2 separate regions of the Mus musculus genome follow, and region 2 is linked to region 1. A link is a contact called in ENCODE Hi-C or POLR2A ChIA-PET data. All regions are on one chromosome and are shown on one strand. The core of a region is the stretch at or near the end of the contact, and the rest is flanking DNA. Distances in the headings are between cores, read along the strand shown. Region 1 holds the start of Zfp366 (zinc finger protein 366). Region 2 overlaps Zfp366 (zinc finger protein 366).

Region 1 (6,148 bases), core at 2,748-5,247:
CCCGTCATCTGCCCAGAAGACGAATGGAATATGAGATGCAGCCAATAGTCTCTCCGTGAATCTCTCTGATAAGTCTTTATCTCCCATGAGCAAATAGGTGGGTTACCTGCCAGTTTGACCCTTTAATACACTCTCGGCAGCCCCATACGTTACAGTAGAACAAACTCACAGGATGCCAGTCAGCTCGAGTGTAGAACTGCCAAGCCGGCAGTGTGGGACTGGCTCGACCTTCCCTTGGCCCAAAGCTTGACCTGTTTTTTGTCCTCCCTTAACTAATTAATTGCTTCATTTGGTGTCATATAAAGAGAGCTCACTCCACTGGACAGCCCATTCGTTTATAATTCATCTATTCAACAAATATTCTTTTTCATCATTGTATGCTATGTGCTATTCTAGGTCCTGATATGACAATAGACAAGCTGGTCCCTCTCTGTGGTTCTCACCTACTCTCATCATTGACTTTATCCAACCCTGTCATTCTCCACAGAGAGATCAGAGGTCCAAGCAAGTAAAGAAATCCGGTAAGGTATCGGTCAGGGAGTACAGAGCTGGATCAGAACACATATGGTCTGACTTCCAATCTGGCCTTTTTCTCCGCACCACCCCACATTGAAAGGCACTTTTTGCACAGTGGGGTGGGGTGCCCAGCTTGAATTTGTGCTTCTTAGGTTGGTGTCCGAATCAGTCTCCATTGTATCAGAGCCTTTACTCTAAAGCAAGGGTCTCAGGAGCTTGGGCTCTGGGTGGTAGAGTCCAGCTCTGGGTGGTGGAGTCCGGCTCGTTTGGTGTTGCCTGTTCTGTTTTTGGAACGTGGAGGGAAGTTTGGGAGCTAAATAAAAGTATCATTTTTATTTGATGAGCTAACAGACTTGCTGGTGGTGAAGTTGAGAGAGAGAGACAGAGAGAGAGAGAGAGAGAGAGAGAAACAACAGTTGGTTCACACACACCTCCTCCCCAACCCAGTGCACACATCCGTGGCTGACACCTTGCTACTGATGAATCTGGGGGTGAGAGCTCGATGCTGGATGGTTAGGAAGAGGGAACAGCACCTTATGTCACTTCCACTTGCTCTTCTCCCCCTGTAAGTTGTGGCATGGCCACCATCGTCTACAGTCCTGCACAGTCAGGGAAGAGGTCACGGCAGTGAAAACCATGAACATGGGGAAGTGGGTGGGAGGAAGTACCGATGTCCGTAGCATCTTTCAGCTCTCTTCCCACGTGCATCCCAGGACAGAAGTGTGGTCCTAAAGGAAGCCTTTCCCAACAGTGGAGGCTGGAGTGCCGCTGTCACTACATGCAGCTAAGGTCCACCGCACCTGTGCCTTCAAGACGGATGGACATGAGCATGTCCAACAATACCGGGCTTTTGTGTCATGTGATTTCAAGGCTCGGAATATGCGTATTCAGTGTGTGCCCGACTTGAAAATTATAAGGAATGATTTCTTCTGATAGATCGTTGGTATAGTATCAAGAATAAATACATGACAAAATTTTAGTCTATTTTCTCAATTTGTCAAAACCCAGGCCAACCACCTAAGTATTAATATATGAGTCTGAAAAAGATCTGACAGTGGCTGACTCCTGCGAGTTCCCTAGTATTGTGCTAGCTGCTTCCTAGCTGTGGTTTCACTTCATCCTCAGAATATATTGTATGAAAGCAGTTTTACATTTGGGAGACACAGACTTAGCTTAGAGACCCGATCCAAACCCCTGTCCCCATCAGTAAATGACAAATTTGAAACTCTAGCTCAGCTTGTTTCGCTGTGTCCCATCCGTTTTACACTCTTCTTGTTCTGACTTGAGTCATGCATGCTCACACAGCCCTGTGGGAGACAGAGCATGCATGATGTGATCTAAGCAATACTTAACCGAGCGTGGGGCAGAGACTGGTAGAAGAACATGTGCCTAGCACACATCCTAAGTTCAACTGTTAGCACCCTGCAAATGCAGATGACACGTTGGTAATTTAGCTGTTGGTACCATTTTGGCATAAAATTAATTAGTGAACTATTGTATGAGCAAGGCTCTGGATCATTCCAAACTGGAATTTCCCATGCTATCAAAAAGGAGCCCATGATGTCCCTAGAGAAGAATCACTCTGGAAATTTCCACAAATGTCAACTCGCTCTTTGGAGCTGAGGAAAAGATAGATTGTGTAGCAGTGGCCTAGGCTAATGTCAGTGAAGGATTTTTTTTTTCCTGAACCTCACCCCCACCCCCACAGTATCCAGCAGCCATCCTGGCAATGACCTCATGACTCTCAGCTCCTTAGTCTTGGCCCCCAGGAAGGACCACAGCAAACATAGTCTCCCCGCTTTTACCTGACTTATCCTTAGAGTGGCCCTGAAGCTGTTTGTCCCCCATCGCATCCATCGTGCATGGCATTAATAATATCAGGAGAAATGAAAGCGAAAGGAGTCAAGCAGGATTGTGTGCCACCCGGCATCTCTCCTGGGGTCGCAATTGGCCAGTACTAATACAAAATGCCCGAGAACATCCGTCCTGGACGCTGCTGCCCTGGGGATGCATGGGGATGTGGTGGCTGGGGCAGGTGAGGGAAGAGCCAGGCACCTCAGGCCACCAAGGTTACACTTGGTTGCATCCTTAAGGGGCAACTGCTAATCCTGTCTCTTCCATGTACATTGTATTATGGGGATTCTAGGGAAAGTCTCTTTTTAAAAAATAAATAACAAACCTACATTAATCATCCAGATCTACTAGACTGTCTCATCTTCATTAAGGTGACAGCTCAGTTTCAAATAAAGATTAATTACGCGATTGTGGTTAAAACATGATCTGGCCAAATTAATTTCAAAATGTCGAACTACTTTTACTATGCTGCTCATACCCTGAGGATTTCAACCCGTCTATACCATAGGAATGAATGGTTTGAGAAGCACGCATGGCCACTGCCTTCTACCCATCCAGCACCTCACTGGATTAAATTATTAATAGCAGCCGTGCCCCAGTCTTGGCTTGACCTTGCTAACCTATTTTTGACAACGTGATGCCGGCTCCCTCTTGGCTTGCCATAACAACTTCTTGGTAACATTACCCTCTCTGTCAAACGCAATGGAAGCAACTCGGACGTTTAACCGCTGCTGGCATAGTGTCTATATGAGCCTGACTACCTTGCCGTGTTCTATTTGGTGCTTTAGAACAGCAGGCTCTGGGTGACTGTTTTTCAATTGCATCTGTGGCTTAGCTTTTCATTCTTCCTGACACAAGCAATCAATCTAAATCCTCCAGTCCAGTCACACACTGATTTCCAAAACTGAAGTCAATGCCCTCGTATCCCTGCCTTCTTCTGTGTGGCGCATGACACTCCGAGTTGACAGTGGACAGTACATTTACATTTAACCCACATGGGGCACCTTTCTCCCAAATCTCCCACACACAGCACTATTCCAAAGAGGTATTCCCTCCCTTTCCCTCCTACTTCAGGGACAGAGCAACAGCCATGCATGAACAGTTCACTTTGGGGAGGTGAACTACAGAATGGAAACAAACAAACAAACAAAAATCAGAAGAAAGACACTTCAAGGCAGACAATAAATATACCAAAACTCCATGAGCAAATCACAATTCTCAACAGACACCCTGAGAGGGCTCTCAGAATGCAGTCCTGGGAGCAGTGACCCCTCCAGTGGGGCACACCACATGTCCCAATGGTTCCTAGTAAACTCAAGTTGCCTATGACAAAACAATTCAAATTTAACACAGCGACCTCCTCAGCCCCAACACAATTCCATTTCCACTCCTGGCAAGCCTCAGCTCTGCAAAGCATTAATATTCTCCTCTGCAACGAGGCATGAGCTTACACTCTAGGCCACCCATCAGTCACACCTTTTGATTAAAGAGCAGCCCAGGGAGGTGGTTTCTGTGGAAGATGCCCAGTCAGTCTCCATCACAGGGACATTGAAATGAAGGTAGAAAGGAGTACATGGTCACTTACCAGCTCCTGAGGGCTGAGAGGCAGCAGCCCCCACCGCTTTACCTGGTCTCTGGCTGTCTCTGTCTTTCCCTCTCTCTCTCTCCCTCTTTCTCTTGTGTACCGATTGCAGGGAACTTAAAGGACTCGCAGGGACAGTGTTTCAAGTGACTTAAGAAGGAGAACAGGAACAATACCCCGTTCTCTTTTTCTCAGATGAGTACCTTCGGGAAGAAGGAAGGAAGGGAGGGGAGAGGGCGGAAGTCAACAACCCTTCGCTTTCCTGAAAAAAAATAAGGAAACAGAAGATAGACATCTCATTTTCTCTTAAACAAAATGTTGGAAGGGGAGGGGGAAGAAAGAAAGAAAGAAAATCTTTACAAAAACGAATTCCCCAGATATACTCTCTGCCCTGGGAGCTTTCAGGACATGAAAACCCCTGAGTGGCTCTGTCCTGTCCAAACAAACGCAGGCTCTCCTGGTTGCAGCCTCTGGTGTCTGCCTTACAGAACTGACACAGCCCAAAAGGAACAAATCATGTCGTGTCAACTCTGACTCTCAGTGAGGGAAAGTCTGGGCTGCTGGGCTAACCAAGAGGGAACCTGCAGCCTTTACCAAAGGGCACAGTGCCTGGCCACCCAGGCCTTCTGACTTTTCCTAGCTGCTTTGAAACCCCAGCACTGCTCCAGTTCCTCGCCTGGCTCTAGGTTCTTCAAGTTCCTCACAGTCAAACAGCAGATTTATGCAGTGCTCACTGGGCTCTGTGTGCTGGGCCAAGTCCGGTTCCATCTTTGCTGATGGACGAAAAAGGAAAAGAAGCCACTTAGTGTGGCGTTGCCAGCCACAGTTAATTCCGACTGTTGTTTACACTGTCCTGTCCTTCTTGGATGTAGTCACCTCAGGAGCACTGGAGGGAGGGTGCTAATTTGTTTTGAGAATATTGTGAACCATCTGAGGTCCTAGATAAATCAATCTCTGTTTCTGAAAGAGGAGGGGGAAAGCCGAGTGGGAGCAGAAGAATTGGGGTGAGCATCCTTTACTGAAGATGGGGCTGGGGCTCAGTGGACAAGCCTGGGCTCTTTGTGGGACACATGCACTGACAGAGGGAGCTGGGACCCAGTGGGCAAGCCTGGGCTCTGTGAAGGATGACTGCAGTGACAGAGGGAGCTGGGACCCAGTGGGCAAGCCTGGGCTCTGTGAAGGATGACTGCAGTGGCAGAGGGAGCTAGGGCTCAGTGGGCAAGCCTGGGCTCTTTAGGGAGATACATGCACTGACAGAGGGAGCTGGAGCCCGGTGGGCAAGCCTGGGCTCTGTGAGTGATGGCTTCATTGACAGAGGGAGCTGGGCCCAAATCATCTAATTAGCTTTGTGAATCTTGTACCCTCCATTCATTCAGTTGAGACCATTGTCACCACAAACAGGAACCAGCAGTTGTGTGGTTCTTTGTGGTGGCACAAGAAACATTGGTCATAAGCTGCTTCCTTGATTTACTCGATATTGAAAAAAAAATGAGGTGGAGATTATAAACCTCATGGATTGCCTCAGGAAAGGTGGGTTCACAGAAAGTGAGGCTTAGTTCAGAGTCCACTCTATGTTTTAACTGGGCACTATGGTCTACAACATTGAATGTTTGTCCCACATTTTCTGAGTATATGTTCATTGTTGTCTGTCTGCCTGCGTGCTTGTCTGTCTGAACGTGTGCAAGACCAGAGAAGCCATGTAAGAAGGCTGCTCTGAATGTTTATAAGAACTGGGCAGGCTTCATTCTTGACATGCATCTGACTCTGGCATCGAGACTTCTGCCATGAGTGGCCCTGTCCCCATAGGCAAGAGCACCAACAGCCAGCAAAACCAGCTCTGCCCTTCAGCCAAACTCACACAAAGCAGTGCAAATCAAACAACTCATCTGCCCCTGGGTCCTGTCCTGTGCTCTTGCCCTCTGCTGGCCTTCCTCTGCATCCTGCCTCTGCAGGGAGGGGAACTGGAAAGCCAGGGAAGCCAGAGGACACCAGAGAAGGAAGGTGGCCAGAATAGCAGAGGCCTTCAGAGGGGAGGCAACATGGGCAACCTGGGAGAAAGCCTGAGGCTTCACAGCATGGAAGCTTACCATTCTCAGTGGGTCATGGGAGCGAGGTGAATGGGGAGCCATAGGGAGAGGGTGGGCATCTGTCATCACAGAACATAGGTTTGGGAACAGACAAGAGTCCCTACAGCCA
Region 2 (6,148 bases), core at 1,073-3,572, 54 kb before region 1:
ATCTTGCAGGTTCCTCTTCAGCCTCAGACAAGTGTGCTGTCTAGTTTTATGTCCACTTGTCACCAGCTAGAGTTATATGAAGGGAGGGACCTCAATTAAGAAAATGCCTCCGTAAGATCCAGCATTTTCTTAGTTACAGCGATTGATGTGATGTGCTGTCCCTGGGCTGATGGCCCTGGATTCTCTAATAAAGCAAGCCATGGGGGGCAAGTCAGTAAGCAACACGTTTCCACGTCCTCTGCATTAGCTCCTGCCTCCGGGTTCCTGCCCTTCCCTCATGATGGACTGTAAGCTGAAAAATCAACCCTTTCTTCCCCAAGTGGCTTTAATTATGGTGTTTTATCACCGTTAGTAACCATAACTAGGACAGACAAATTACCTTTTGATCCTTTCTGAGAGCCCAGTGAATGCATGTTCACTGCTACCAATTTTCTGGCTCAATTCACTCAACATGAAACTTTTGGGACATTTTAGTGGCCTATGGGAACGTTATGACTTTTAAATTATATTGTCAGACCTATGAGTTCAAGGCAAGCATGGTCTACTTAATGAACTCCAGGACAGCCAGGACCTCATAAAGGAACGCTGTCTTGAAAAACCAAAATGACCAAAAAAAAAATTATTATATTGTGCTCCACAGTAATCCCAGTGGCCTGAAGGAAAGTCCACTGTGAGTTCATGATGGGTCAGCTCTGATTCCAGTTTCTGTGCTGTTGGCAAGTTTAATTTTTTTTTTATAGTAGAGTGGTAGCCTGTTGGTTGTAACAAGGGAGAGATACCACAATGGTGAGTGGAGGCACATCAACTTTAATAGGTGTTGGAAGGCCCAAACGGGGCCCAGGCAGTTTTTAATGCCAGGGTCGTCTCTATTTTCTCTGTAACCAACCTCAGTATCAGGGACCCGGCTACTTAAGAGGAGTTGTTAAGCCTGAGGCTGGGAGAATATGTAACAAGTCAGGAAAATAGCATCACCTTATACAACAATCTTAAAATATAGCCATTACTTATTCTCCTCCTGCACGCACACCAGTTTGTAAAAGAAAACCCTCACTGGCAGAAGGGTGGAGTCAGCCCATGAAGGACCTGAAACACCCGGGCCTCATTCACATCTCAGCAATAGCTACTCAGTGTCTTCCCCCCACCTCTGACCTCTCGCTCTCATTCAGAACACTCACGTCTTTCTAGTTCCCAGAAGAGTGTCCTCGCATGGCAATGCCCAAGTAGAGAGAGGTTTTGTTTTGATGTCTGTGAAACACAGAGCCGTCCCACTCAGACAATAAAGGGGGGTCAGAAAAACTGAGGCTGGACTGGGATCTGCTATCTACAGAGTCCTGGAATGTCAGCTCTAAGCAGAGTTCCTGCAGAACTCTGGGAACAGGAGCAAGAGTGCAGAGGGACCACCGGCCAAACTCATTTCTTCTCTGGGAAAAACAAAATCAGTAGCTGAAGGAAGGCTTCCTGAATTGAAAACATAAACGCATTCCTAAGCCAGGTCTGGATGAAGGATCGCCTTCCTAACAAGATCTGCATCAAAGTAAGAGAGATACTGGTAGGGGGCTGAGGATACAGCCTCTATCTTTCCAGATGTGAGCCATCGCACCCCAGTGAGGGTGCTGTGCTTTTCAAACATCAAAGGAACAGAAAGGAGTCTTCTGGCTGAACCCCTGCCCGATGACCTGGGGCTGAAGAGAAGCCCAACTCTGGGATTCATGGGAGATTCACTACAGATCACAGGCTTTTGGAAAGCCCAGCATCTGTCTCTCTGATGTCCCGGATGACCTTGAAACAGCTGGAATGCGTTCTCTTTGCTTCAGCCTCCTTGCACTGGCCTCCTGGTGCCCTTCCCCACCTCCTCTCCGAGATACAGGGCCTGGAGTTGCTCCCTTCCCGGGAGCCCCCGAGGCAGCAGCTGCCACAGAGAGGTCAGTGGTGGGCAGAGACAGAGCAATCACAACGGCCACTTGGCTAAGTCCAGAGGCTTAGAAGGTCAAGCAGCACTAGACCAGGCTACTCCCTGAGGTGAGCTTCAGAGCCAAGATGCACCAGGAAGCTATGCTTTCCTACCCAGAGAGGAGAGGTCAAAGAGCTTCAGCCAGCCCCAGAGAATGGCCGCCCTTCCCTCACATTCCTCTCCCTCTCTCCTCTTTAATAAGAAGGGTGTTCCTTTCCTCAAAGGGAGAGGAAGGGAGGGAGGGAGGGAGGGAGAGAGAGTGTAAACTGTCCAAAAGGACCGTGAGAAAACAGGAAGCTTTGAAAAGTACAAGAGAAAGCAAGATGAAATCTATTTGCAGGCGGGCCCCTGGGGACATGTGAGGCATTGTTAAGCAGGCAGTTCATACAGCAATATCCTTCCTTCTGCCTAGGAGGAGGGCTTTGCTGCCAAAAGGCTGCTATCTGGTCACTGCCTTAACCCCCTCCACACCAACCTGAAAACCCTCACCATGGGCACTGGCACTGAGTCCCTATAAACTACCCGGTCTGATCTCCCTCCTTTCAGTATACCAAACAGCCCACAATCCATTTGGTGCAGGAAGTAGAACCCCCTTTTCCAGGCAACTAACTTTATCTGTCTGCCCCACTCATGGACCTGCGCTCAGCCCTCTGCTGTAGAAAAGGCAGTAGAAGACCTGGTGACTCATAACTTAGGCAGCTCTGGGCTTCACCCATCTCAAAAGGGAATTTGTCCCGGAAATTCTGGATGGAAGCTCTTCCTGGTTTTCCTGGTCTTTTGGAAGGTTTTCCAAAGACGGCAGCTGGATCTTGGCTATTATGGAGTGCCGCCACTATAGAGATAGTATCCAAATCAAGAGCTGCGTGCTTATGCCAAATCTGGGAAGCATATCTGTGAAACATAACTTAAGCCTACAGGCTGGCTCTCTAGACAAACTCCAGCTGGCTGCCAGGAACAAGGAGTCTAGAAGTCGAGCCAATAGCAAGAGTCCAGAAGGGCAGTCATATATATATATGCACACACATATATATATACGCCCTTCTTCTGTCTCTGTGGTATATATATACACAGACAGAAGAAAGAAAGAAACAGAAAATGGAAAACTTCCCTCTCCACTAATTTCCCATCCTACCCTATTGTTAATGCTTGATTCTACAGCCAGTGACATTCCTGCTCCCTGGGGACAGCTGTTTCCACTGAGAACTATTTCATGCTGCAATGGGAGATTTATGTTGAGGAGGGGATTTTAATGGCCAAAATCCTAAGAAATTAGAATCTGTTGCTGAAAGAATCTTTCTTGTCACTAATTGTTGGGGAAAGGCAATTGAGCTAGCTCAGGGCTGCAGTGTCTCAGTGGCTGCTGGAAGCCTAGCTTTTTGGTTTTTTTTTTTTTCTTTTTTTTGCTGACCATGTCAATCATGAGAAGAGAATAACTATCTCTGCTATGACTATCAAACTTGGGTGTAATTGGTTAAGCTTGTTTCCTACCATCACTATGTGGCTGGTCAGACATTTGTCTCCATTGGTTACAAAGTGCATAGCAATGAACGAGTGGCCTCCATCTCTCGTCTAACCCTTCCAATACCCTACAAACGTCATTCAGGGACAGATTTCTATACAGCTCAATATGGGTAAGAAGCAAAGACCACAGGACATCCCAAGATCGACCTGCTCTTCCGAGAGATGTGAACCAGGCTTCAGGCTTTAGGAATCTCTCTACCCTATGGTTGTCAGGCACGGGAAGGAACCCATACACACCAGGGAAGTCTGTTGAAATGATGAAGAGTGATGATACCACAGGCTAGCCCAAAGGGTGTTGCTGTGGGGAAGTGGTAATGAGGAGAGAAAGAACCTGACAGCTTGCACTGGAGCTCTCAGGAAGAAAGGGCTCAGTCAAGGTGACCTACACGGATTGCTATTTCAGAAATGTCTAAGTGTTGGAGAAGGGCCAGCTAAGTATGATGAGAATGCCTTTTATCCTCCAAATTGCTTTTCCCTATGACAGACAGTACTCTCTAGGTGAAGGTGTATTCTGGCCTTCGGAGTGAAGCCGTTCAGCTCCTGTTCTGAGAGCTCAGGATAAACTGTCTCTCTCGTAGAAGCTGGGATTTCACTTTCTTATGGGATCAGACGATGTGTGCCAGACATCAAGAGCCTGAGAAACCCTTAAGGAAGGTAAAATGGAGTTTCTGAGACACCCAGCTGACTCTCCCATGCCCTTGGGACCATGTATGGCACACAGTCATCAGGGTGGAGAAGGGTATAGTTGTCTGTGAACAGAGGCCAAAAACATCCATCCAGGAAGGCCCACTGAAGCATTAGGCCCAGAGTACACTACTCTGAGCAGCTTTTGTGCCCTGGTACTATAGAGAACTTTCTAGATGCTCATGTACTGTCAGGCCCAAGATATCTTGTAAGCCTTTGAAGGTAGGGAAACAGAACTCTTCTAGGAATGCTCCAAGATCCCAGACTGCTTAGACTGGCTTTGTCCTGACCTCCATCTCAGGGGCTCCTCCACCCCAAGGCTATGTCTGCTCTGACCTACCCCTCCACCTCAGGGGTTTCCCCCAAGACAATGTTTGTACCAAGGAATCAGAATAGATACAGTACAAATGGAAGGTGGCTGGAATGAGCAGCTGTGTATGTCTTTGGAGAATAAACTAAGAGGTAGCTCCCTTTATAGAGCAACAATTGCACTGCAACCAACAGTTGGTAAGATAATTAATGCAGCTTGTGTTTGATGTGCAAGTGTAGGAGACCCTGCCAGCACCTGCAGTACAGGAGACAGTAAATCTCTGCAGGCAGAGCAGCTGTCAATGGTCAACCACTGATGGGGTTGATGGGGCGAGAAGGGAAATAGAGGGGTGTCTGAGATGAGAGGGAAGGGGTGTTTGTGGAGTCCAGAGAGTTGGGGGTGCTCGCAGGCCTGTTTGTCAGGGGGGTCCTGAGTCCAAGTTACTGCTTCTTCTGCCTTGAAGCTGGTCATCTCTGTGAAGAGGCCTTGCCTCTCCATTCCATGCCGGGCCCTGACACGTACCTATCAGCCACGCTGCTCTCTCCTCCTCCAGCTCACACACTCCAGACGGACACAATGTGGCCTTCAAACCACTGAGAGCTCAGAGAGAAGGAGGGGAAGCAGAAGCGGGTGTCAGGAAAGGAGTTGGGGAGAAGGCCCCTCTCCAGACAATGTCCACACGGCCTAGGAAGCTCTGGTCCCTGACCTCTCGCCCTGTCGAGAAGCTGCCAACACAGGAAAAAAGTTCACTTCACAGGGATTCCTTCAAGCGGGGGCCACAATGCGGAGGGGTTAAGCCGGCAGCCCCTCCTGGAAGAAGGGAATCCAATTGCAGGGACTCGGATTTACAAGTGAGTCACCCACACACCTGGCAACACGCAGCAGCAGAAAAGGAAAATTTAGGTTTCACACAGACACACTCCACTGTCTGAACGCAGTATTTCCTCTTCCCCCTCTGCTCTCTCTTCCTGACTGGGTTGATACCCACCCCTGAGGTCCTCCAACTACCCAGGCAGGCCTAAGCAACTCTCCTGGAAACAGCCACGGAGCGGGGCAGTCTTGGACAGCCGCGGTCTTGTAAGATCTTTAGCTCACACACCCTCTAAGCAGATAAAATAAGAATAAACCGAAGTAATAAGTGACCTGATCCAGCTGTTTCTAACAGCAGGGCTTAGGTCCTGGGCCACATGGTACTCGGCTATAAGGAAGAAATACTGAAGAGGCTCAGTTCACATTTACTCCACACAAGCATTTCTGGGGTCCTTTGGAGGAATAGCTTTGGATCCTTTTGTGCTTTTTCAGAATGCTTTGAATTGGCACATAGTGACGATTCATATATGTTTGGTATAGTATATTTAGCTTCATGTGTAGAACATGTTGTGAGCAGATCAGGGTCGTCAATATACCATCACGACATAGGTCTTGATGTTGGGGATGCTCAAAATCTTTCTTTCAGGGAAACATTCAGTGAAGTCTTCATAACTAGTCACCCTGCTGTACTATGGGCCACTAACCAGGCCATATTCCTCCCATCTAACTCTATCTTTGCGCCTAACCAACCTCTGTCTCCTCTCCTTCCTCCCCTTCCCAAGCTCGAGTAACCACTCTTCTCAGCTCTGCTTCTATGAGGTCAACTTAGCTTGTATGTCTAGCTAGAGCATGCAATATTTGTCTCTCTGTGC

The links. Hi-C counts contacts between places; a loop is a spot of excess contacts on that map. ChIA-PET counts read pairs that join two places held with the same protein, here RNA polymerase II (POLR2A).
Region 2: a loop to region 1 is called in a map of heart, with 4 times the contacts of the local background. The contact joins the enhancer-like site here to the promoter of Zfp366 in region 1. A Hi-C loop is called at or near these places in 11 of 37 maps with a recorded cell type or tissue (adrenal gland, gastrocnemius, heart and 1 more). POLR2A ChIA-PET finds 5 or more read pairs at or near these places in 1 of 5 experiments (Patski).

The regions. Positions count from the first base shown.
Region 1 is chr13:99,182,672-99,188,819 of GRCm38, reverse strand. Zfp366 (zinc finger protein 366) reads right to left here and starts at 3,997. Exons shown (of 5, transcript NM_001004149.1): 1 at 3,956-3,997.
Region 2 is chr13:99,235,021-99,241,168 of GRCm38, reverse strand. All of the region lies in intron 3 of Zfp366 (zinc finger protein 366), which reads right to left. Among named protein-coding and RNA genes, the nearest start is that of Zfp366, 53 kb to the right of the region's middle. Within about 2 kb of position 2,322, at least 3 of the 3 ENCODE cell types and tissues checked have a DNase peak (open chromatin) inside an H3K27ac peak, as active enhancers do; they include gastrocnemius, heart and left cerebral cortex, where a contact is called at or near this core.